Regions from separate parts of the Mus musculus genome. Here regions 2 and 3 are each linked to region 1. A link is a loop called in an ENCODE intact Hi-C map of the cell type or tissue named here. Cell type or tissue: heart. All regions are shown on one strand.

Region 1 (8,000 bases):
AAGGCATTTACAAATCTGAAGTGTTTCAAAACTTCAAATTTATAAATTTGTCTGGTCTCAGATATTTGTGAATTAAAGACATTGACAAATTCTTTGAATAAATACCTTGAGATAATTTTAACCCACCCCCCCTCTCTTTTTTGGTTGGTTGTTTTCTGAGTAGCTCAGGCTGTCCTGGAACTTCCTCCATAGATCAGGCTGGCCCTGAACTTAGAGATCGACCTGCCTCTGTCTCCTCAGTGCTGGGACTAATGGAATGTGCTGCCACTGACCAGCTGAAGTTCTATATTTGTAAAGTTCAGATTTTTTCCCCATATGATTTACTATGTATAGGAATCATTTGTTCTACCATCTACAGCCATGCCTTTATAACAGTGAATACATTATGGTGTGATTTTTAGTTGAATTTTATTTTTAACTCTATGTTTGTGTTTTTCTATGTAGGGTATGTGAATAAGTGTGTAGGTGCCTTCAGAGGTTAGAGTCATTGATCGGAACCCCTGGAGCTGGCATAACAGCTGGTTGTAAGTTGCCTGCCTGACATGGATGCTGGGAGCTGAACTCAGGTCCTCTGTAAGAGCAGCAAGTAGTCTCAGCCATTGAGTTGGCTTTTCTGCTCCCGTGGTGTAGTTTTTAAAGTTGTGCATTGTTTATGGTTAGAAGAAAAAATTTCACTTCTTTATCATTAGTGTGCATGTATGTATGTATGTATGTATGTATGTATGTATGTATGACATGTATGTGGGCATATGTGCCATGGCACACATGTGAAGTATGCATGTATGTGTGTATGACATGTATGTGGGCATATGTGTCATGGCACACATGTGAAGGTTAAACACAGTTTTTGGAGGTAGATTGCTCCAGTCACCTTGTGGGGCTTAGGGATCAAACTCGGGTTGTCAGGGCTTTTAGGGCAAGTGCCCTAAGCCACTAAGCCATCTCCTAGACTCTGCAGTGTTTCTAGTTGGATAGAAACTATTTAAAACCAGTTCTACTTTGGGTGTTAGAATAATAAGGAAAAGAATTAAGGCTTTGGAATGAGTAGCTTCACGGTTTTCCTTTGACACATATAGTTTAGAAGATTTTGGGGTTACTATGATGATTTTAGTCTGGTAAAGATTCCATATTATTACTCCATGTTTCTTGGAGAGAAAATGTATAGGGGAACAAATAAGAAATCAGTCCATAAAGATTGTTTCCCCCCTGAGAGATTAAGATTCTTTGAGGGAGCTTTCGTCTTGTTTTAAATAATGCCCTTCAATATGAGACATTTTTCAGTTTAGAAGAAAATCTTTCTTTTAGATAAGGTCTCGATTTGTAACTCTGGCTAGTCCTGACCTCAAGGTGTAGCCCAAGATGTCCTTGGATTTGTGACAGTCCTCCTGCCCCTGTCTCTCCTGGCTGAGTAGATAACAGGAATGCACCACCAAGCCCAGCTTGGAAAGCATTTCCTGACGGCTGATTCTTTTGAGGTGTCAGGTGCAGTTTAAAAGAACAGTGACTCCATTTGAGTCTGTCTTTAAAGACTCACACACTTGCATTTTGGGGAATATACTTAGGAAGGCTCAGTTTTGCAAGTATCACCCTACAGAGACTCACCAACTTTCCCCTTAATGGGTTTTATAAACTAAGCATGGATGCCATCCAGGGGAGACTCTTCAACCGGAGCAGAATAAGGAATGTTTGAGGTATGTTACAATGTTTCTTAGAGTTACTGCAACCACAATAGATTCTTGCAGATCCTTTACTGTTATTACTTGCCATTGTTGTTGGTCTTTGAGGCTGGGTCTCATAGAACAAGGCTGTCCTTGAATTCCCTATACATGACCATGAAAGTCTCCTCCTGCCTTTGCCTCCCGCTGGGGTGGCAGGTGTGCACCACCATGTCAGCTAACCCTATTTTATTTCACTGTTTTGGGTAATAATACAAGATCCACGGGGAAGAAACTGAGGATTTCTGGGCTCCTGCATCACCTACACAGTTTCCCTCTCTGGTGCTAAGCTGAAAAATAAAGGTACTAGGAATGGCTATCGTTTTGATCAGCTCTCTCGTTGGATGACAGGGGACTTATTTTGGGAAGCTTGGGATGGCAATTAGTCATGCATTGGGAACTGTGAGCGCTCTTCCCCTAAAGGGAGAAGCTAGACATTAAACAGAATGACTGAATGCCTCTGGATTGTTTTTCTTATGCTTCATTCAAAGTCATATCAATTATATGTGAAGCTTTTTTTCCTGCGTCAGAGCCATCCGTTCTCACAGTGGATTCTAGAAGGATGTGATCACTCATGTGTTGTCTTTGTGGGTGTCGATGGAGATAGAAGTCTTTAAACCCTTCCATTTAAAAAATATTTTAAGCAGTTCGTAACTTTGTAAATCCACAACATTCAGACACCAGTGGTCGTCCAGGTTTTACAGTACTTTGGGTGAGCATGAACTTGCAAGAAAAAACTAGTCTTTGAAATGCTTATAATTTGCTCTTTATTAAATTTTATTTATTAATTATGATGACGATGTGTGTGTGTGCCTGGTGTGTGCAGTGGGACACACGTCCCAGCTAGGGGGTAGACATCAGAGGACAATTCTATGGAGTCTCTTTTCCCTTCCTCCACGTGGATTTTGAGAATGGAACTCAAGCACACTTGTACAGCAAGCACTTTACCCACTGAGCCACCCCACCATCTCTAAGTTGTTCGTTTATGACTATACTTGTTCTAAACATCTTAAATGCGTTCTTTAAAATCTTGTCACAAGTCTTTGCATTATTATTTCATTCACTCAAGATAATTGTTGATTAGTGAATTATCTTTTGAAATGAGAACATTTTATTCCACTAGAGAAGTTATCTTAATTTTTTTTCTCCCCTCTTCCTGGCCGAGGGCAATAAAGTCTGTACAACCCCCAAACTCTGTTAGGAGAAATCTAAAATTTATTTAAATAAAGCTTAAGCTCTGGGCCTCCCAATGTCAGCCAGGTTAACATGCAAAAGTATAAACATAACTAGAAACGGAACAATTGTATTTAATACCCGTCAAACTTATATCTAAAATATTGCCATGGATTCAGAACTCTGAATTCCAACCAGATGTCTTTCCCCACTATTACACAGGTCATATATATTTCAGTTTTTAAAGTTCAAACCCAGGGGATCGACAGCATAATTAGATTGAGAACATCTGTGGTAAATCCATACCATTTCTCCGATCGTTCCCCACGAGAGGAAATTTGCTTGTTTTAATGCTCCTGCCCATTTTGTCTAGCCACCTTTAGGTCAAATTTTGCCGTTCTTGCTGGCCACCGCACAAACGTAGATGGCCTTTAAAATGCAAGATAGGGAGAAACGGGTAAGCTCTAGGAAGCTTTAGGTGGCAAAGGAATTGCTTCCCGCCTGGATCTCGGTCAGGGTGTGGCCAAGTACGAGGAGCTGGGGTGGGCACGAGCATTGGGGCAGTGGTGTGTGTGTGTGTGTGTGTGTGTGTGGGGGGGGGGGGTACCCTGAGGACCCGAGTGTCGGGGAGCCGCTGCCCTCTACTGGGCGGTGCGAATGGAGCTGCAGCACGGGCGCCCGCGCGTTCCGGCTCCGGCGCCTGACTCCCTTGCAGCTCGCGGTCACCCGAGGTCCGCAGTGTCCCGCCTGGCGCCGCGTCACGGCATCCAGACTTGAGGTTGGCTCTGCGCCTCCTGACGCCCGCGCGCTCCCACGCACCTGCTTCGGGTGGCTTCTGCCCCTCAAAGGCTGCGACTTGGGAGTGCAGCCCGGTCCCGACCGCTGCATGGACACAGAGGCTTTTGGGTGCAGTTGCAAGACCCGGGAACACTTGTATTCTTTAAATCTCGGGGGGACTTTCATTTCCAACCTCGTTCTCCAAAAATATCGATCTCACCGCAACCGAATAACGCTAAGCCCTCAAACTTGGCTCAGAGAGCAATTATTTTCTACTGTCATGTTTGGTGTTCCATACAGACGTTATTTACATATAATTTTCAAGATTAAGGAATTTAGGGATTTGTCTTAACTAATTACACGTTCACCGAAGTGCAGCAAAGTGAAAACACTGTGTTCCTACTGTAAACGCAAACTCTCTGGTGTGAATAAATCCATTAAAGATGACGATCCTGAAACGCGTGCTTTGGGTCTAGAAGGAAATGTAAAGAGAACTTCCTTCCCCCCACTCCCGGTTTAAATGTGAGCGTTTTTGTTTTTTTTTTTTTTTCTTCTTCAAAACTTAGGAACGAGCGCTCAGTTTCAAGTGCACTGCACGCTCTCAAACTTTCTGCCTGCAAAGACGGAGGCGCGGAGTTGTGTGAACCCCAGAGGAAGTTTCTGGGGTTGTGTCGCAGAAGCATGGTTGGGACAGAGTTGTGCTCCAAGACTTGCCCCAGTCCTGGCGGACGCTGGAGCGGCTCTGAAGGGTGGGGAGGCCGTCGCCACTCGCTGATGTGTCCCGGTGCAAGTTGGGGATTGCAACGGAATGTGTAGGACGTGAATGGGAGTCGCGGCGGCAGCAGCCGCAGGCTCCAAGGCTTGGTGGTCAACCCCCTCCGCCCCCTTTACCACGACACAATTGCACTTCCTTGAATATGAAACACTGTTCACGACCGCTGTGGTCTGGAGGTCCCCCAGCTGGAGCGCATAGGGGAGCGGAGTGAGGTCACCCGCAGCCCCGGCGCGCGGGCTGGCCGGTGGGGTCCCGACCGCCGGCTGTGCAGGTGGGCTCCGCTCGCTCCACCGCGCGCACCGTGCGAAAGAGCGCAGCGCCCGCGCCCCGCTGCCGCAGCGCAGCCCACTGTCCTCAGGCGCGCAGAGCGAGGGGCACCTTATCCTAAAGCGCTGGCCACCGGCGACCGCGACCTTCCCGGGGGCGGGGGTGTTGGGGAGGGAGGGCGCCCTTTAGGTGAGCTGCGGGGTCCGGAGGAGACCCCGCAGCGCCCCCTCGAGGCCGGGCCGCCGTAGGGTCGCAGCGCGGCCTGGGAGGGGGGCTTGTGGCGGGGCGCGCGGGAAAAAGGGTGAGGGGTCGCGAGGGCCCCGGATGCCCGCGCTCGGGCTGTGGAGAGAGAGCGCGGCGCGCGCGCGTCAAGGCTGCCGCCGCCGCCGCCGCCGCGTTTCCCTCAGGCTTCGGACTCCATGGCTGAGGCGGTGGCGGCGGCGGCGGCGGCAGCGGCGGCGGCGCCGTGAGGAGGAAGGAGTCCGCGTCCGCGGTGGCTGAGGCGGCGGCCGGCTCCAGGCCGGGTTTTGGCGCCCGCCCGCCTGCTGCCTCCTGGCGGCTCCTGAACTCCAGCCCCCTCTCTATCAGCCTCTCACTCCGTCTCAATATGTCTCAAGATGGCGGCCAATGTGGGATCGATGTTTCAATATTGGAAGCGCTTTGATTTACAGCAGCTGCAGGTCAGGCTTCTCGGCGCTCGGCCTCGCGCCCGGGGGGTGAGGGCTGCGGGCGGTCGCGGCCTCCCTCAGGAAGGAGGGTGACACTCCGGGCTGCCAGGGCCCTGGCGGGGGTGCTGAGGCGACGGGGGAAAGCAGGAGGGGGGTGCCGGGAGAAGAGCGGGGCCGAGTCGGCGGCGAGTCCCTCGGGCTCCCCGGCTCTCATTGATCACTCGGCTTGATCAGAAATTGATCCTCTTTGTTCAATTCATCGATCAGCCCAAGATGGCGCCGGAGCCGCCAGCCGCCACCAACATCTTTGCCCCCCGGTGTCTGCCCCCTTCAACCCCGGAGGGTGTCTTCCTCCCCACCATCATCGCCATCATCATCCTCATCGTCCTCTCCGCCGCCGCCGCCTACCCCGCGCGCTGTCGTTGTCGCGGGACCCTGGTGGAGAGGAGGGGGGAGCGGCGGTCCCCCCCCCCCACGGGGGCTCAGTGGGAACTCGCGCGCGCTAAAGAGGGGGACGCGCCACGGGGTGGCTCTGGAGGGGTGGCAGGGCTGCAAAGAAGGGGAGCTGCGGGACGCTAGTCCCCCTCGCGCCAGTCACGTCCTTCCTTCCCCCCGGCTCAGCCCCGTCGTATTCCCGGGGAAAGTTTGTGGGGAGTTGCTGGTGGGGGGTGAAGCGCCTGTCTCTCTCTCTCTCTCTCTTTCCTCTGTCTCCTGGAGGAGAGAGTCGCGGACCGCCGCCGCCGCCGCCGCCACTGCCCCGCCGGCGCGGCGGAGCTGGAGCTGGTGGCGCTGTGGTGCCGCCGGCTCCGGGGGAGGGTCAGATCGGCCACCGGCGGCTGGCGGCGGTGGCGGCGACGGCCAGGCTGGCGGGTGGCCCCTTGTCGTGAAGACGGCGGGTGGCTTGGAGCTCCTGGCTGCTCCTTGATCGTTCCCCTTGGGCCCAGCTGCCACCATTCCTCTTTCCACTACTCCCGTAAGGGATTGTCAACCGGTGTCGCCCCGGCCAGGGCACCGGCTACCCGGTGTGGCGGGTCCCTCCCCCACCCCGTTTGTTTACGTCCCGGGGCCAACCCGCAAGCCCCGCGCTCTTTTGTGTGTCTTCTGCGTGAAAGTGACTGCGGAGCTGGATCTGTCCCCCTTTTTTGCGCCCGGGGACTTCCCCGGGAAGGGGTTGTGGGGGAAGCTTTGGAAGGGAAAAACTTGGCTTGCGGGGGGACACCGGTGGGTCGCGCAGAGTGCGGGATCGGCCCGGGAGAAGGGAAAAGGTGCGGGAGAAAGGCTGCAACTTTCCACCGAGCGCAGGCCGCTGCGTGACCCGGTCTCGGAGCGCTTTTCCTCCGGGGTCACCGATCGGTGCAGCCAGACTTAGCTGCGTGTCTCAGGGACTTCCAGGGCTCCCCCCTCGGTGACCGATAGCTTGCATCACTCCAGCCCCTCACTCTTTTTCGCGAGGGGTGTGTTCTGTCCTCTCTGCAAAGGGGCCCCAGGAGTTATGGAGCGCGCGTCAGGTCCGCTCCGAGCTGCCTTCTCCAGCCCGGTTCTCGAAAGCAAAGCCCCGGGGGCCCCGCTGGACTGTAAGGAGACTGATTGTGGTTCCTCGTCGCCTCGAGGGGATGGTATCGGGGCTTCCCAATCCGCGGCGGAGCTGCCTGCGTGCCCAGAGGATGCTATTCTGCCTGCCACCCCTCATCGGAACCAGCTGCTCGCCCTCGGGGTCCTCCCTGCTAGTGCTAGCTCCGCGTTCGCGGCGCCTGGACAGCCCCAGGATTCTGCCAGGTGGATGTTGTGCGTAGCCGGAGCCAAGTTGAAGGTGAGCGGCAAGTGAGCCCTCAGAGCTTTGATCACTGGGAACACCAGAGAGATGGGACAGTCTTGTGGTCCATAGAGGCAGCCTTGCCCTCTGTGTGTGTGTGTGTGTGTGTGTGTGTGTGATCTTCCATAACATCTCTAGGGAACCGCCTTTGCTCCCAACTCTAAAGTGTGCTTGAACATGAACTTGAGTGAACTTTTCTAAGCCGGAGGACTGGTGATATTTATTAACCCACAGCACCCTTAGGAGTCTGAAACAAACGAACTCCACATGTAGGCCTGCAGGAAAGGAAGGCGATTGGATTGAAACATCTATAGGTGGAGTGAAACAACTTAACTGTGCTTGCTTTTTCTGCTCTTGCCTACGTGAGGACGATAAGGCAGACTCATGCTCGTTATGAAATTTCCTCCCATTGCTCTCTTAACTAGGAAGACTATGTGAAATATGTATTTCTGATAAGATTAAAGCTTAAAGAAGTTTTGAGTATTTATTGACTAAAATGGATTACACCATAGTCTATTGTGTAAATTAGATTCCTGAATGTAATGAACACCGCCGGATGGCATTTTTTGATTAATTGGTCTACCCTATTTTAGTAAAAATAGCTCCCTTTTACCATAATTTAATTCCTGTGCTTACTGTAAAACCCGTTGTGGAATTTTAAGAAACCTTAATTCCCCCCCCCACCCCACCCCCATGTGACATCCTAGTTTAATATCAATAAAGTTCTTTTATTGCACATTACCAAAGGCGGCCAGAAAAATGATTTTGGAGTTATTAGAGTTTATGAACTGGGTGTATATTAGTGTCGTCCC
Region 2 (8,000 bases), 370 kb after region 1:
AGGACTCAGCAGGGACACTCATGGGCTACTCTTGGAGAGGACCCAAGTTCACTTCCAAGTAGCCATGTCAGGAGGCTCACAACTGCCTGTGCGTCTAGCCTTAGGGAATCCGCCACCTGTGACCTCTGCTGGTATACTCATGTGTGCATCTCCATCCACACACACAGTCACATAATTAACGAGAGCCATACACACACACACACACACACACACACACACACATTAAAGTTTTATGTGTGAAGATGTTTTGCCTCTATATATGTTTATGGGTCAGAAAAGGGCACTGTATCCCCTGCAACTGGAGTTACAGATAGATGATTGTGTCAACATATAGGTGCTTAGACTGGAACCTGGGTCCTCTGGAAGAGTAGTTAGTGCTCTTAACAGCTGAGCCATCTCCCCAGCCCCGATCAGTTGTTTTTTTTTTTTTTTTTTTTTTTTTAAGACTTTTTATTATTATATCTAAGTACACTGTAGCTGACTTCAGACACACCAGAAGAGGGCGTCAGATCTCATTACAGATGGTTGTGAGCCACCATGTGGTTGGTGGGATTTGAACTCAGGACCTTTGGAAGAGCAGTCGGTGCTCTTAACCACTGAGCCATCTCTCCAGCTCCCCTGATCAGTTTTAAATACTTTTTCAACTGATGGTTCCATCTTTTGGTTCTTGGGACCCAGACTACTACTACTACTACTACTACTTCTTCTTCTTGTTCTTTTCTTCTTTCTTCTTCTTCTTCTTCTTCTTCTTCTTCTTCTTCTTCTTCTTCTTCTTCTTCTTCTTCCTTCTTCTCCTTCTCCTCCTTCTTCTTCTTTGGTTTTTCGAGACAGGGTTTCTCTATGTAGCCCTGGCTGTCCTGGAACTCACTCTGTAGACCAGGCTGGCTTTGAACTCAGAAATCCACCTGCCTCTGCCTCCCAAGTGCTGGGATTAAAGGCGTGCACCACCATGCCCGGCCCATTGATACTTCTTGATGGACAGCTATACAGCTAGGCAGGCCTCAGAGTAGAAAACCCTGGAAGGCAGTGTCAAGAGACATACAAGCCTTGCAGCCATGCAGAGCTGAAATGTTCATTGCTAGTCACCTCCACCATGAGGTATTCCAGGCCTGCACACGACTTCTGGCTACTCCTATTTTATTTTTTAAGACAGGCTCTCATGTAGTCCAGGATGGCCTGAAGCTCACTTTGCAGCCGAGGTTGGCCCCGAGTGCCGTGATTACAGGTGTGCACCAATACAATACTCTTTGGTCTCCTGCCTTTGGAGCTTGTTCACTGGGGTCCCAGTCTGGGTTTCCAGCCAGGAAGATAAAGCAGCACTATGGATGGAGTTCCAGGGCCCGTGGGGCCTGAGTGGTACATTGCTGCCCTCTGGTGGTAGTATGTAGTACTCTAGGTCCAAAGCCTGGGAAGAGAGTCCAGAGATGAAAGAAAAGTGGGATCTGGGTGCTGCCTTGAGGAGGCACCATGTAAACTGTCCTGCCAGGATGTCATCCCCACCCACCACGACTTTTGCCATGACTCACGTCTGCGAAGATTTGGGGACAGACCACTGGGCGTCAGTCTGTGTGATCCTGAGGCAAGCAGCATGGGTGTCAGGTTTTTTCTCTCTCTAATAAGGAGTGGAAGAGGAGGGGGAGGAGGAAGGGGAGGAGAAGGGGGAGGGGAGGAGGAGGAGGAAGGGATCAGGAGGAGGAGGGGATCAGGAGGAGGGGAGGGGAGGAGAAGGAGGAGGAGGAGAGGGGAGGGGAGGAGGAGGAGGAGAGGGGAGGGGAGGAGGAGGAGGAGGAAGAGGAGGAGGAGGGGGGGGAGAGGGAACCTAACAGCAGTGAAAGCCACCAAATGCACACCCCACACAGAACAAGTGCAATCATGGCTGTCTGCAGAAATCAGGTATTAGAAAGGGTTGTTATGGGGTTGCAGCTTCTAGAAAGTGATTTGGCATAGGATTTAAGTAAACACGCTTTTACTTAGGACAAGATGTTATTAGGAATCAATTCGCTGATTATATATTTAAATAATAATGTTATTATGTACAGTACAGGGATCGGAAGCCGGGACCCGTACATGCTGGAACCGGTACCTGTACATGCTGGGCAAATATGGCCATCGTCAGTGACCTCACTGGTGGACTCTGGGCACGTCTCTACCACGGAGCAGAGCAAGCCCTCAGTTCCTTTTGTCCTGGCTGTGTTTTGAGATAGAACATTACTATGTAGTCCTGGCTGCCCTAAACTTGATATGCAGACCAGGCTGGCCTTGAACTCATAGAGTTCTGCCACCCAAGCACTGGAATTAAAGGTTCCTAGCATCATGACTGGTGCCCTTAATTTTTTTTTTTCAGACAAGGTCTTGTGATATAGCCCCAGCTTGTTTTGAAATCTCTGTCCCTCTGCCTCCTAAATACTAAGATCACATGTATGTGCTACTGCACTCCTCTGGATAGTTTTCTTTCTATCTTTCTTTCTTTTCTTTCTTTCTTTCTTTCTTTCTTTCTTTCTTTCTTTTCTTCTTCTTTCTTCTTCTCCTTCTCCTTCTCCTTCTCCTTCTTCTACAGGCTTGTGCCTTTAGGCCATCTCCCATAGCCTGAGTCAGGCATACCTGCCAGCAGCTCTCTCTGGGGTAGAGTTCAGAATCAGTCAGTGGTGTGATCTAGCAGCTCTCTGTTTATGGCATCTTGCCCTTCTGTGTTTTGTGTCATATTCACTGTGCTGAACTAAACCATATGGTGAGAAACTTTGTGCTGCCCCTAAAGAGTTACCAAAAAAGCCCCTTCCTATGTTCTGGGAATTTGGTCACTCCTGGGTGTGGGGGGGGGGATTGCTGCAAGATTATCCTGGATTTCTGAAGAGGCTCCTCTGTACCCCACACACTACCTCTTCTGACTTCTCTCCTTTCTCTTCTTCACAGTTTTGTTTTTTTCTTTTTTCTTTTTTTCCAGACAGTGTTTCTCTGTGTAGCCCTGGCTGTCCTGGAACTCACTCTGTAGACCAGGCTGGCCTCAAACTCAGAAATCTGCCTGCCTCTGCCTCCGGAGTGCTGGGAGTAAAGGCGTGTGCCACCACTGCCCGGCCTTCCTTCCAGTTTTAATGAAGCTCCTCTCCAGGTTCCAAAGGGAAGCCTCTTGCTCCCTTTAAGGCCCCACCACGTTCAGAGATCCATATACTGTACTGTCTATTGTTCTCCCTCCATCTCCAGCAACAGTCAGCTTTGAGGCCCTTTCATTCTAATAAGCTTCTTCTAATAAAGGACTTGTTTCAGTTTCCTTGCCTACAAGATGTTACTGTTACCATCTTGGGTTTTTGTTGTTGCTTGTTTTGTTGTTGCTTGTTTTTTTGTTGTTTGTTTTTTGAGACTGGCTTTCTCTGTGTAGTTCTGGCTGTCCTGGAACTCTCTCTCTACAGACCAGGATGGCCTTGAACTCAGGGATCCATCTGCCTGTAACTCCCTGGGTGCTGAGATTACAGGCCTGCACCACCACTGCTGGCTCTTAACATCTTTTACTATAGGGAGCTACTTCAGTGCCTCACGCATGGTCAACAAAACACTCCACCACCAGAAGGCCGCAGTTCCATCATTCTCCATTACTTTCACCTTCAAGTGAAAGACTTGAAGTTAATTCCTCGTCAGGTAGATTGGAATGGCAACTTCCTTTATTCTAAAACAGACTCACATACTCAGGCTCGACTGGTGGCGCTGTACTTTCAGCGTGGCCAAGGAGATCGGGTCTGTCTTAAGAGTTCAGTTACAAAGGAGATTATAAGATTATTATAGGAATCGGGGTGTGAGAGGCTGGCGGATCTCCGAGAGTTCGAAGACAGCCTGGTCTACAAACCAAGTTCCAGGACAGAGATATACAGAGAAACTCTGTGTTGAAAAACAAGACAAACAAACAAAAAAACAAAAAAAAAAAAAAAAAAAAAAAAAAAAAGGAAAGGAAAGGAAGGAAGGAAAAGAGGGAGGGAAGGAGACGATATGGAGAGGGCGGAGAAGGGGAGAGAAGAGGAGGAGGAGGAAGAGAGAGTGGGGTAGGGAGAAAGTAGAATAGATAAAAAAGAAACGGAAAAAAAAGACAAAGCCCAGGAGCGAGCGAAACTGGGAGGGACGTGCCAAGAGTCCCAGAGCAAGCTGTGCGAAGTCCTTGGGGACCTGAGACGTCGCCTGGGGCCAGCCCACTCATCATCACTAAAGGCCGTCTCTTCCTCTCCGGATGTGAGAATCAGGCAGCCCTGATTTGTTTTGAAACAGGAAATGAAATTAAAGTGCTATGATCAAAATAAACCACACTGACCTCGCGTTCATGAATATTCAAGCAAGCTGCTTAGGACTGCCTCGTACCTCCGAGGAGAGAGTGCGCATGCGCCTCAGGAGAGCGCCCCTCCCCCCGGGGGTTTGAGAGTGCGCGTGCGCGGTTGGCGCGCTCTTCTGTCGTCATCAATACGAGCGGCCGCCGGCAGCTTTCGTAAAGGAGTAGGAGAGCGGCTATGGCGAGTCCTGCTGCCGCTTCTGTGAGACCGCCCAGGCCCAAGAAAGAGCCGCAGACGCTGGTCATCCCCAAGAATGCGGCCGAGGAGCAGAAGCTCAAGCTGGAGCGGCTCATGAAGAACCCGGTGAGTGGAAGTGGGCCGAGGCGCAGTCCCTTCACCCCGCCGCCAGACCGAGCAAGGCTACATTCAGTCCCCCTAGAGCAACCCTGGGGCGGAGAGGGCGGCCCCGTGGAGGGAGCCTCGCTCCTGTTCTTGTCCTACAGCGTAGCTGCACGAAGGCGCTGCCCAGCCCTCCACACCCTCCTTTTTCTTAGTTTGCTGTTTGCGGTATCATGGCGTTGCTCGTGCTGTCCACGTTCCGTACCGAATCGGCTTTGTAAGATAGGCAGACCTCGCATCCGGGCTCCTCGCATCCCGGCTCCTCTTACCTTATCTTCCCTACGAGCTGGGATGACAGCCCTGCGCTACTATTCAGTATTGCTTCACAGCCCTTTCTATTTTAATATATGAACCAAAGCGGTGGGAGCTGGGTATGGTGGTGCACACCTGCTATCCCAGCACTCTGGTGGCTGACCCCAGAAGTTTGCTACAAATTCGAGGCGAGCGTGGTCTACGTAGTGAGTTTCAGATCAGCTAGACAGTGAGACCTATCTCAGAAACCAACAAAACCCAGAATCGATGTCTTAGCAAAAGTGTACAACTCCAAATAGCAGCCATTATTAAAGAAGCATTGGACGCCAAATTTGGACCACATCACTCTTTACCTCTTCAATGGGCCTCGTAAAACAGACAGCTCATATCTTTGACTAGAAGAGGTTGGCTCGTCTCTTAGTGACGTAGATTCCAGACTTGTTTAGCGCAGGAGAACTTTGGCCCACGTTAGACCCCATGGTGTAGTGGATGAAGTAAGGCCAGGGCAGCAGAACTACACTCAGTCAGCTCCAGATTTGAGAAGCGTGCTCAGTTGAGATCGTCAAACGGGATGTACCTTCCTCAGCAAGTGTATGTTCATAGATGCTTTTCTGTTTAACTGTTCCAGGACAAAGCAGTTCCAATTCCAGAGAAAATGAATGAATGGGCTCCTCGAGCGCCTCCAGAATTTGTCCGAGATGTCATGGGTAATGTCTCTTATGGGTGTCAGGGGTTTATAGTTTTTGTTTTGTTTTTTTTTTAAAGATTTATTTATTATATGTAAGTACACTGTCGCTGTCTTCAGACACTCCAGAAGAGAGAGTCAGATCTTGTTAAGGATGGTTGTGAGCCACCATGTGGTTGCTGGGATTTGAACTCCGGACCTTTGGAAAAGCAGTCGGGTGCTCTTACCCACTGAGCTATCTCACCAGCCCCGGGTTTATAGTTTTTAAGGGGAAATATGAAACACTATTTTCTTTTCTTGTCAACTAGATCTTTGATAGGAAAATTAGTCTGGGGCTGGAGAGGTGGCTAAGTGGTTAGGAACACTGCTCTTCCATAGGTCCTGAGTTCAATTCCCAGCAACCACATAGTGGCTCACAACCATCTGTAAAGCGATCAGGTGCCCTCTATTATATATATGGAAAACTATTTTGTCTTTACAGGAGACAGCACTCCTTGCTATTTTATGGTTTGACAGTAGATAATGGTTTCCCAGTTATGCTTTTGGTTTTGTTTTGTTTCTTGTGGTTAAACCATTTTATTCAGAGGCTTTAAAAGCTGCTAAAGTGTCACATGATCAGACAAACGGACTGGGCAGGGAAGAGCTCCAGGCCCCCTCTTCAATACGATGTTTTGTTTTTGAGGTAGGGTCTCACTGTGTGGACCAGGCTGTGCTTGAACTCATACTCCTCATGCCTCTGCCCCCTAAGTGCTGGCATCAGAAACATCCACCGTTGTCCTAGTTAGGGTTTCTATTGCTGTGATGAAACACCATGTCCCACAGCAACTTGGGGAGGAAAGGGCTCCCATATCACAGTCCATCATTGGAGGAAGTCAAGACAGGAACCTGGAGGCAGGAGCTGATGCAGAGGCCATGGTGGGTGTCTTACTGGCTTGATTAGCCTGCTTTCTTATAGAACCCGGACCACCAGCCCAGGGATGGCACCACCCACAATGGGCTGGGCCCTCCTCAACAATCACTAATTAAGAAAATGCCCTACAGGCAGATCTCCTGGAGGTATGATCCGCCTATGACTTTAGCTTGTGTCAAATTGACATAAAACTAGCCAGCAGAACCATTGTACCTGATTTTCTCATTCTTTGAAATGACATCTTATGCTTTTTAAAGATTTTATTTGTGTGTGCTTGTGCACATGTGCTTGTGCACGCCGTGGTGCCTGTGGAGGTCAGAGGAGTCAGTTCTTTTCCACCATGGAATTCAGGTTTGGCAGCAAGTGCCTTTATCCACTGAACCATCTCACCAGCCTCCATTTTTAATTTTTCCTAAGTGAAAACACACTTGTTATATAGTAGATTTAGGTTAACATATACTAAGTAGAAGCAAATAGTACAGCTTCAGAGATAGAGAGCTGGCTCAGCAGGTAAAGTGCTTGCCACCAAACCTGACGCCCAGAGTTCTATCCCTTGGGTCCAAGTGGAAAGAAAGAACTAACTCCTGTAGGTTGTCTATGACCTCTGTATTCATGCTGTGGTATTTATTTCCTGCTCTACAAATAAACAGATGCATAAATGTCAGGTTTTTAAAAAAAATGTCAGGCATAGTGAATGCACTTAAATACAAACTCTCAGAAGTTAGGGCCGTGGATCTCTTTTGGTTTGAGGCCTTCTTGATCTATATATAGAGTTCTAGGCCAGCTAGGACTACATAGTGAGTCCCTATTTCAATAAAAGGTAGAACTAAGAAGATGAGTTAGCATTGAAGAGTGTGTACTTGCAGAGAACTCTAGTCTAATTCCCAGCATCCATATTGGCCAGCTCCTGGCAGCTCCAGCTGCCTGTAACTCAAGCTCTGGAGGATCTCGTGGACTCGGTGAGCACGCCATGGGCGCCTGCATGCATGTGCACAAACCTACAGGCAAACATACCTAAACACTTTTTAGAAAAGAGCCACCTGCTGGGTGGGAATTACACATGCTTTAATCTCAGTACTCAGGAGGCTGAGGCAGGTGGATCTCTGTGAGTTCAAGTATGCAGAGCAAATTTCAGGACATCGAGGGCTACACAGAGAAACCCTATCTCTAGAAGCCTAAATAAATAAGCAAACCACTTGACATTCCATCATTCCACATAAAATATTCTACTACAACCTCGTGAACCTCTCTGTAGTCAAAACCATTTGTTCAAGAAAAACTGTTGCTACCCACTTCTTTTCACCTGCAGTATCAGAAGTTTGTCAACCATTAGGGGTCTAGCAGGTCACTTGTGAAATCATGGAGGGATGCTGAGAGCCCTTCTTAAACTAAAGTCTGCGCATTTTATGTCTTTTTTTTTTTTTTGTCCCGACCCATCGGCCAGTTGAACGGGGACTTGAGCGGCCACCTGGAAGAGAATGGGGGAACAAGAAACACAAAAAATGGA
Region 3 (8,000 bases), 240 kb after region 1:
AGGGGTCTCATGAAGGAGACTGTTAGTTCTTTCATACTTCAGGGACACAGTAACTTATTTTCCTCTGAAATGTGTCCTTTATTCTTCCTTACTCAAATGTAGAAGCCCTGGGGACAGCACCAGGGCAGAGGCAAGCCCTGGAGCCAGGGCCAGCAGCTTCCCAGCTTCTGTGGCCGCCCTTGGTCAGGAGGAAGCCATTCATCCTAACGTGTCTAACAGGGCTTCTAAGCTAAATGTTTGGATTGCAGAGAACCCTGGCACCTTGCTGGGCCACAGCAAACCCAAACATTACAGAAGGAAATGAATGTTTTTACAGATCCAGTCAGTTGTGGGGCCAGGGGTGGCTTCCACACTTCATCATGGGCTGAATGCTGCAAGTCCCTGGCTTCAGTCTCTCAGCCACAGCAAGCAGGGACTTCCCTATCTATACCTTCCCATGGAGGCCACCACAGGCATAGAGCCAGCAGGAAAAAATGGTCTTTCATGGCAGCCCATGGAACTCAACTGGGAAAGAGTAGAATCCATAACTGTGGCCAAGCCAGAACCAATGCATTGAATGCCTCATAGAACTCTGATTCTAGAAGACTGGAGGGGAGGGGCTCAAATATTAAGAGCTTGTCACATGAGCATGAGGTGCCCACATACATGCCAAGCACTCACAGGTACCTTTCGCTCCACCCACCAACCTGCCACTCTTTCATGGACACTGAGCAAGTCAGGATGTGCTGAAGAGCCCTGTGATGTGTCTACAGACAAATACTAGTTCAAGGATCAGTTACAGCACACCTGGCCACTCTTTAGCCTATCGGAACTTTAATATTGGGGGGCAAGGCCATCTGTGAGGCCAGCGTCAGAGAGTCTGCTGGTGCAAGGAAGAAACTAAAGGGCTAGCCTAGACCTGCCCTCTTATTCCCTCTGCTTGTGCATCTCCTTTCCCGTTGTACCTATAGCTCTTTCATTCTTAGCCTCTAAAATAACAGTCTCTAGTATCCTTGCCCAGGCTCAAACCTTTCCATCCACCTCAGCCCCTAACCTTTCTCCATTCTTTCATTTTATTGTATCCCACTATGGAACCAAGAGGAGACAGATGTGAGCCAAAGAATTGTCTTGGGAATGTGTTCATATCTCAGTTGACTTTTGTAGGACAGCAATGTTTACAGGTCAGCCTAGGATGAGGAATTTGTGGTTCAAGTACCCAGGGTTCTGGTGATAAACCCTAGATCCATCAAGACCTGCTCTGTGTAGATCAACTGTTTGACCTACAATCCCCAATACCTTAACCTGGGCTTGATCTGGCCCATTGTTAGGTCTAGGTCACCTTTTGGCTGGTTTTATAGACTGCCAAAGAACCCTTGAAACAATGTTTACAATTGGCATCTTCCAGAATGGAATGGAACAGATCCATTAGAATATATACATGATTCATACTGCACATGCCAAGCTGGCCTCTGACTTCCCTGAAGGCCTCTTTTCTTTTCTTTTCTTTTCTTTTCTTTTCTTTTCTTTTCTTTTCTTTTCTTTTCTTTCTTTCTCTTTTCCCTCTCTTTCCTTCTTTCTTTCTCTCTCTCTCTCTCTCCCTCTCTCTCTCTCTCTCTCTTTCTTTCTTTCTTTCTTTCTTTCTTTCTTTCTTTCTTTCTTTCTTTCTTTCTTTCTTTCTTTCTTTCTGAGACATGGTCTCATATGACAGCCCAGACTTAGCCTCCAACTCATTATATAGCTAAGGATAGCTTTGAACTCCTAATCTTCCTGCCTCCACTTCCAGAATTCTGAGACTGTGATTGTATACCACATACCTAATCCCAGGTCATCTGTCTTATGTGCCCCACCCCCTTCCCTGATCCACAGCTCTGCAAATCCTATTGTGAAACTTTTATGTTTTAAAGTTTTCATCCAGTTGTAAACTGATACTTTTTAAGACAGTAAGAAGCCACCAGGATGTCAGTTGGTTCTAGAGTCTCTTCCTGCCATTCCTGGGCTTGCCTCATAGCCACCAGCTCACTGGAGACAGGCACCCCATGGGTATGTGCTGGATAGGATAGTATAGGTAGACTATATCCAGGGACAAGCCAGTGGGGGATACTTAGGAGCTCAGCACCAAAGAGAGGAAATAGAACATCATACACATTAAAGAACCAGAACAGGATCTGCTTGGCACACAGATCTGCATAAACTTCCATAGAAAGGGCCTGAATTTCCCCAGACATTGTTAGGAAAAGTCACTTCCCTCAGTAACTGGCTGTCCCCACATGTGCCATGTGCGCTATGACAAACACCTTGGGCACAACTAGACAAGACTAAGATGAAGGAACATGCTTTGTCCTCTACCTCTTGTGTGTATGGGGGCTGGGGAGCAACTGGTTCATGCTATGGAAGCTACACGCCAGTCCTCATCCATACAGTCATATGCAAATGTCTCTACTCTGCAGAAAAGCTTCCAGAATTAGTCAGGAGCCATAACTACTTTTAAAAACATTTTTGTTTGGTGTTTGGGTACAGGGATCACTATGTATCCCAAGCTGGTAAACTCCATCCTCCTGCATCAGCCTTCCAAGGGCTGAAATCATGTGTGTGCACCACCACACATAGACCTGACTTTACAACTCAATGAAAACAGAGTCATTGAGAAGCCAAGCTACAGATTGGACTTTAGCTCATTTTTTAATACCTTTCTGGCTTACGTGTTATGTGTTTTTCACACAGCATTTTAGGGAATGATGGGAGGTTGTGGAGGAGGGTTGATTTGGGTTTTTTATGTATATGGGTACCTTTTCTACATGTACACCTGTGAAGTCTGTGAGTGTCTGGTGCCATTGAAGGCCGGCGAAGGGCATGGGATCCCCTAGAACTGTGAGCCACCATACATCCTAGAAACTGATCCTGGATCCTCTGGAAGAGCAGCCAGTGTTCGTAACCACTGAGCCACCTCTCCTGCCCCCTTTTACTATTTTCTGAACATTTTATATTTTATTTTTATGTGTATGGGTGTTTTGCCTGCATATGTCTATGCACCATGTGCATGCAGTGCTCATGAAGGACAGAAGAGGGCACTGCGTGCCCTGGGACTGGACTTAAATACAGTTGAGACCTTCCAAGTGGTTGCTGGGGAAAGAACCTGGGTCCTCTGGCAGAATAGCCAACTGCCCTTAACCATTGAAGACATCTCTCAATCCTCTGAAGACATTTTTAACAAATACTCAGGCTGAAACAATGGCTCAACAGATAAAGGTTCTTGCTGCCAAGTCTGACAATCTGAGATCTAAGTCCTCCAACTTGTGCACACGCATGCATGGGGGGGCAGGACATTAATGAGTAAAAGAAACAGTTCATTTATCATAAGCATTTCTAAGCAAAGGATCCACCAATGTGTATATTCCTCATCTTTAAACTCCATGCTAGTCCAGAGTGTTTTTGAACACCCATAATCTTGGGAAGTGAATACAGGATGATTAAGAATTCAGAGCCAGCCTCCCACCCTTCAGGTCTCTGCTCACATGTCCCTAGCTCAGCGAGACTCTATGGACCAATCTACTTTAAAGAGCCTTTCAATGTACATCCTTAATCCCAGCTCTCGGCTGGCAGAGAGAGGCGGCTTCCCATGAGTTCCAGAGTAGCCTAGGTTTACATGGGAAGACCCAGGCACTGAATAAATAGTCTTTCTGACTTTAACTCTCATATCCTCCCTGTTCCAGTGTTCTGTAGTCCTTGGCACCACCTCACATGTAACAAGTTGGTGTACTTCAAAGGTGTGTCTAACTTGCCCAGCCCCACTAGACTGAGCCTGCAAAAGACAGGCTTTTCTTTTTTCAGTTGCCACATGCCTAGTACAAGGGAGAGAGATTCTGAGAAAATATTTGCCCAAGTAACAGATCCAGGTCACAGCCATGCAAAGGCAGGAAGTCATGTCCACCCCTGACTCCTGCTGATTGTACCCTCCTATCTATGTGGCTTGTGCTTCAGTTGCAGGTGGACGGGTCCCCAAGCTCCTCCCCGAGAGCCAGTGCTGTCTCGTCATTGCTTTGTCCTTCCCAGGAGCAGGCCATAGAGGTGCTGACCCGATCCAGCCTAGAAGTAGAGTTGGCTGCCAAAGAGCGGGAGATCGCCCAGCTGGTGGAAGATGTGCAGCGACTCCAGGCCAGCCTCACCAAGCTACGTGAGAATTCCGCCAGCCAGATCTCACAGCTGGAGCAGCAACTGAATGCCAAGAATAGCACACTCAAAGTAAGGGCGTGGTGGGGACGAGAGCATGCGTAAGGTGGGGTTAGCAAGCATGGATGAGCTTTCATGAACATACTGGCCCGTGACCATAACCTTGACAAGCTCCAGCCCATGTCAGTTCTGAGCAAAGTCCTAGATTCCTGGGACAGAGAAATTGAGTCTGACTCCCACTACCACTCCTGGCATTTTCCTTGTAATGCACCACTCCCCCACAGCAGAGAGCTCCCTGGTACTTGACAGATGCCTGACTGCTCCTGTCTGCCCATTGCACTACTCTACCACTTGAGACCTCCCAAGACTGCACAGCACCCGGCATTGCTGGGCACTCCTTGTGGAGGGCTCAGCGGCCAGCCTCACAGTCAAGGCCATCTCTGTAGGTTTGTGTGCTTTAACAGAGCTGCTGGGCATCCCAACTTTCTCCTGTATGAGTACCCAGCTCACAAAACTACACAGAAGCTACACAAACTACACAGAAGCCTGGAGATCCACAGAAAACACATTTGAGCCCCCATGAGTTGACAGTCACTTCTTTGTCAGTATGTACTGAAGGCCAGTGGCCTGGAACTCGATGTTGCCTCAACCCATAGAGCCATATGCCGTCCCTTCTGTCCCATGGAATTCTAGGCAATCGAGCAGACACTGGTTTCTAAGTCTTTTTTTTCTTTTTTATAAGACAATCTCCCTAATGCAGAGCCCAGGACCTTTTACATATTCTAAATAATAGTAATTACACTTCAAAGTACCAGTCGAATCAAGTGCAACTTAAAGATGGTTCTGGAATCCTAGATTGCTAGGTGTTAGGCCAGGAGGGACTCCTGGGAGGTATGTTTGGCAGACAAGAAGGCGAGACTAGCACCATTCAGGGCTCTGGCCAGGCTGGAGGACCTCCTGCTCTTCCTCCAAGATTTTCACCCAAGGCTGGCCTGCCCCTCCAGGTATCTCCTTGCCCATGCATGAGTGAGTGAGGTCAGTAAATGAAGCAAATCTAGCTCACTGAAAAATGGAGGAGGCTAAGTTGAGATGGCTCAGGGGTAAAGAGCACTTGTTATATAAACATGAAACCTGAGTTCAAATCCCCAACACCCATGTAAAAACCCTGGCATGGTTCTAGGCACCTGTCTATAACCTTATTGCTGTGGGGAGTGGAGACAGGAGGATTGCTAAGACTTTTTGGCTTTCCTTCAGTGAGAGACTTTTCTCAGGTGAAATGGCAGAGAATGAGGAACAAGACAATCAATGTCCTTCTCTCTCCATCTGTACATGCATGCACTCATGCATGCGCGCGCACACACAGACACACACACACACACACACTCACACACAGACTAAAATATGAGCCTGTACTACTAACTACTGGGGAAGCTGAGGTGGCAGTAGTGTCATTAAGCCTAGAAGTTCCAAGCCACTCTTGTCTGTTACAGTGAGACTAGTCTCAAAATGGAGGAGGGAAAGATGGAAGGAAAGGTTTTCTCTTATATGAAGTGATTCTAGTATAGCATGATGGTGCATGGCTAGCACCCTAGCTCTTAGAAGACAAGAACAAGAAAGGAGAACCTGTGAGTTCTATGCCAACCTGGGCTACCTAGAAAATTTCCCATTGTGTTTTGAGGCAAAGGCTTTTCTGAAACCTTGGGCACAAGGAGAAGGCATAGCTGGCTGGCCAGCAAATCCCAGGTATCTGCCTGTTTCTACTTCCTGCACTAGGATTAGAAAGTATGCCACATGACTAGCTTTTCTATGTGGTTTCTGGGGTAGGACTTGGGTTTTCATGCTTACCCTACAAGCACTTCACGGACAGAAGCATTTTCCCCACCCTTTTCTTTTAGTGATTTTTTTTTTCCTAATACATGACCAAGTTTAACCCTGAACCTCATTTTGCTGTGAGTTTGTGGCTGATGCCAGCAGCACCACAGCTCTGCCAGGCTAGTTTCTTTCTCCTTGGCTTCTTTGGCAGGGATATCTTCCACTTGCCCAGGTGTCCCTGAGGAGAAGGCCCTGGGCTTGGGTAAATGGCTCATAGCCCAGCATTTCCTCCTATCAGCTTGCCCTGGCTGGCGTGAGAACGCAGGTTTGACGTCTCTGCCTTGGATGACATCATCGTTCAACTGTTTTTCTGGGTCTCCTCTGTCCCAGTAAGGGCTTGACTCAAGTGCATCCTGCCCATTGCTCCCTGGCAGAGCTGCAGGCTGTCAGCCCTCCAGTTCTCATACAGAGCAATTTCTTCCAAATCAGTTAGGGCTCTAATGTTTGCCTTTACACACACACACACACAAAATGAAACAGAGTTGCACAAATTAATGTTCTTATCGTGTCTTGGGGGAATTCTTTAATACTGCACAGTTAATGAAACAATCCAGCAATGCTTCTTTCCAAAAATCATCCTCCCTTCCTTCCCTTCATCTGATCTAATAATCAAAACATATCCTCTAGAACAAGACTTCTGATTTTAATTATCTTAACCCCTTGTTGCCAAAAGTAAAGATGGCTCTGATACATATCAAAGCCATACACAGAAGGCCTCAGGCCACCAAATGGGCAGATCCCCTGCTATATCCTATACTTCCCCGCAGGGGTGAGGTTGACTGAATGAGGTATCTTCTCAGGATTTGTTTCTTGATTTTGAGCAGAGCAATGTGAGTGTATATTTAAGACAGATTTCACTCTATAACCTTGGCTGACCTAGAGTGCTCAGTACACTAGGCTGGCCTTGAACTCACAGAGAGATACCTACTTCTGCCTCCTGAGTGCTGGGGTTAGGTCTCTGCCACTCTGCTCAGCCATGGCTTCTTCTTCTTGTTCTTTTTTTTTTTTTTAATGTGCATAATGTATAGTCTCTGATTTAAACTAAATGTAGACACAATCACTAGGGAGATATTTTATGAATAAGATGAATAGGTTTGTCACCTTCTCAACCTGTCACCTGATACTTATAGTGAGGAACTCTGACCTTCCAGTCATAGCTCCTGTAACACCACAATGATAGCTTGTCTTATACTACTGTGCCTTTCTTCTTCTCTTCCTCCTCCTTTTTTAGACATGGTCTCATGTACCACCTTGGCCTGGAATTCACTGTATAGCCAAGGCTGGCCTTCAGTTCCTGCTCCAACCTCCCAAGAGCTAGGGCTATGGGCATGCATCAGCACACCCATTTACTATGAGATGTTTCTTTCTGGTTTTTCTTTCTTCCCACGTCCCCCTGCTCCGCTCAGCTGTTTTGTTGTTGCTGTTAGTTTGCTTTTATTTATATTTTCCTGCCTAAACCATATTTTTTTCAGCTTTGAGGGGCAAGTGATTACAGAATATGTGCTGAGGGACTGGAATCAGGGTGCAGCCTGGAAGCAGCTCTGATAACAGTCACTTTGAGAGAGCAAGTCATACAAAGTTGATGGTTTCATGGTCTAAGCAGGGTCCATGTATCCAAGGCTGGTCTCAAACTCATTTTATACCCAATTATGACCTTGAACATCTGCCCTACCTCTGGAATTCGAAAATTACAGGTGTACTGCACTATGCTCTCTTATGTGATGCTGTGGTGCTGGGGGTTGAACCCAGAGCTCCATGCATGCTATGCAAGCTATGCAAGCACTCTACCGACTAAGCTACATCCCCAGCCCATAGGCAGAATCTTGAGTCCTAATATGATTGCTGGGTTTTGTTGTGTTGTGTTGTGTTTTCTAACCAACACATTTTACTGGTGTTATCTGTAATTGGGTATCCCAGGCAACTCATTAATTGCTTCTCGTGGTCCAGCATGTTGAAACTGCCCTATCCTTTCTCCACCATGA

Evidence for each region. A loop is a pair of places that touch in the nucleus more often than their neighbours do. Peaks named below come from ENCODE experiments on the same cell type or tissue, not always from the same donor. Only the 100,000 strongest peaks of a DNase experiment are listed, where the experiment ranks them.
Region 2: a loop joins it to region 1, with 2.9 times the contacts of the local background. A loop is called at or near these places in 2 of 42 quality-filtered maps.
Region 3: a loop joins it to region 1, with 4 times the contacts of the local background. A loop is called at or near these places in 4 of 42 quality-filtered maps.

What each region holds. Positions count from the first base shown.
Region 1 is chr5:136,564,565-136,572,564 of GRCm38, reverse strand. It overlaps Cux1 (cut-like homeobox 1), which reads left to right and starts at 5,075. Exons shown (of 23, transcript NM_001291234.1): 1 at 5,075-5,387. The coding sequence starts at 5,325. In heart, CTCF peaks have their summits at 3,569 (motif pointing left), 4,980 (motif pointing left) and 6,145; DNase peaks (open chromatin) are centred at 3,554, 4,914, 5,264, 6,104 and 2 weaker places; H3K4me3 peaks cover 4,801 bases; H3K27ac peaks cover 3,457 bases; H3K27me3 peaks cover 1,370 bases.
Region 2 is chr5:136,195,385-136,203,384 of GRCm38, reverse strand. It overlaps Prkrip1 (Prkr interacting protein 1 (IL11 inducible)), which reads left to right and starts at 4,431. Exons shown (of 6, transcript NM_025774.3): 1 at 4,431-4,610; 2 at 5,527-5,605. The coding sequence starts at 4,485. In heart, no CTCF peak of the experiment used is centred here; DNase peaks (open chromatin) are centred at 1,404, 3,640 and 4,314; H3K4me3 peaks cover 2,252 bases; H3K27ac peaks cover 1,716 bases.
Region 3 is chr5:136,322,968-136,330,967 of GRCm38, reverse strand. It overlaps Cux1 (cut-like homeobox 1), which reads left to right. Exons shown (of 23, transcript NM_001291234.1): 11 at 4,036-4,218. Among named protein-coding and RNA genes, the nearest start is that of Mir721, 49 kb to the left of the region's middle. In heart, a CTCF peak has its summit at 3,029 (motif pointing right); DNase peaks (open chromatin) are centred at 4,117 and 6,267; H3K27ac peaks cover 295 bases.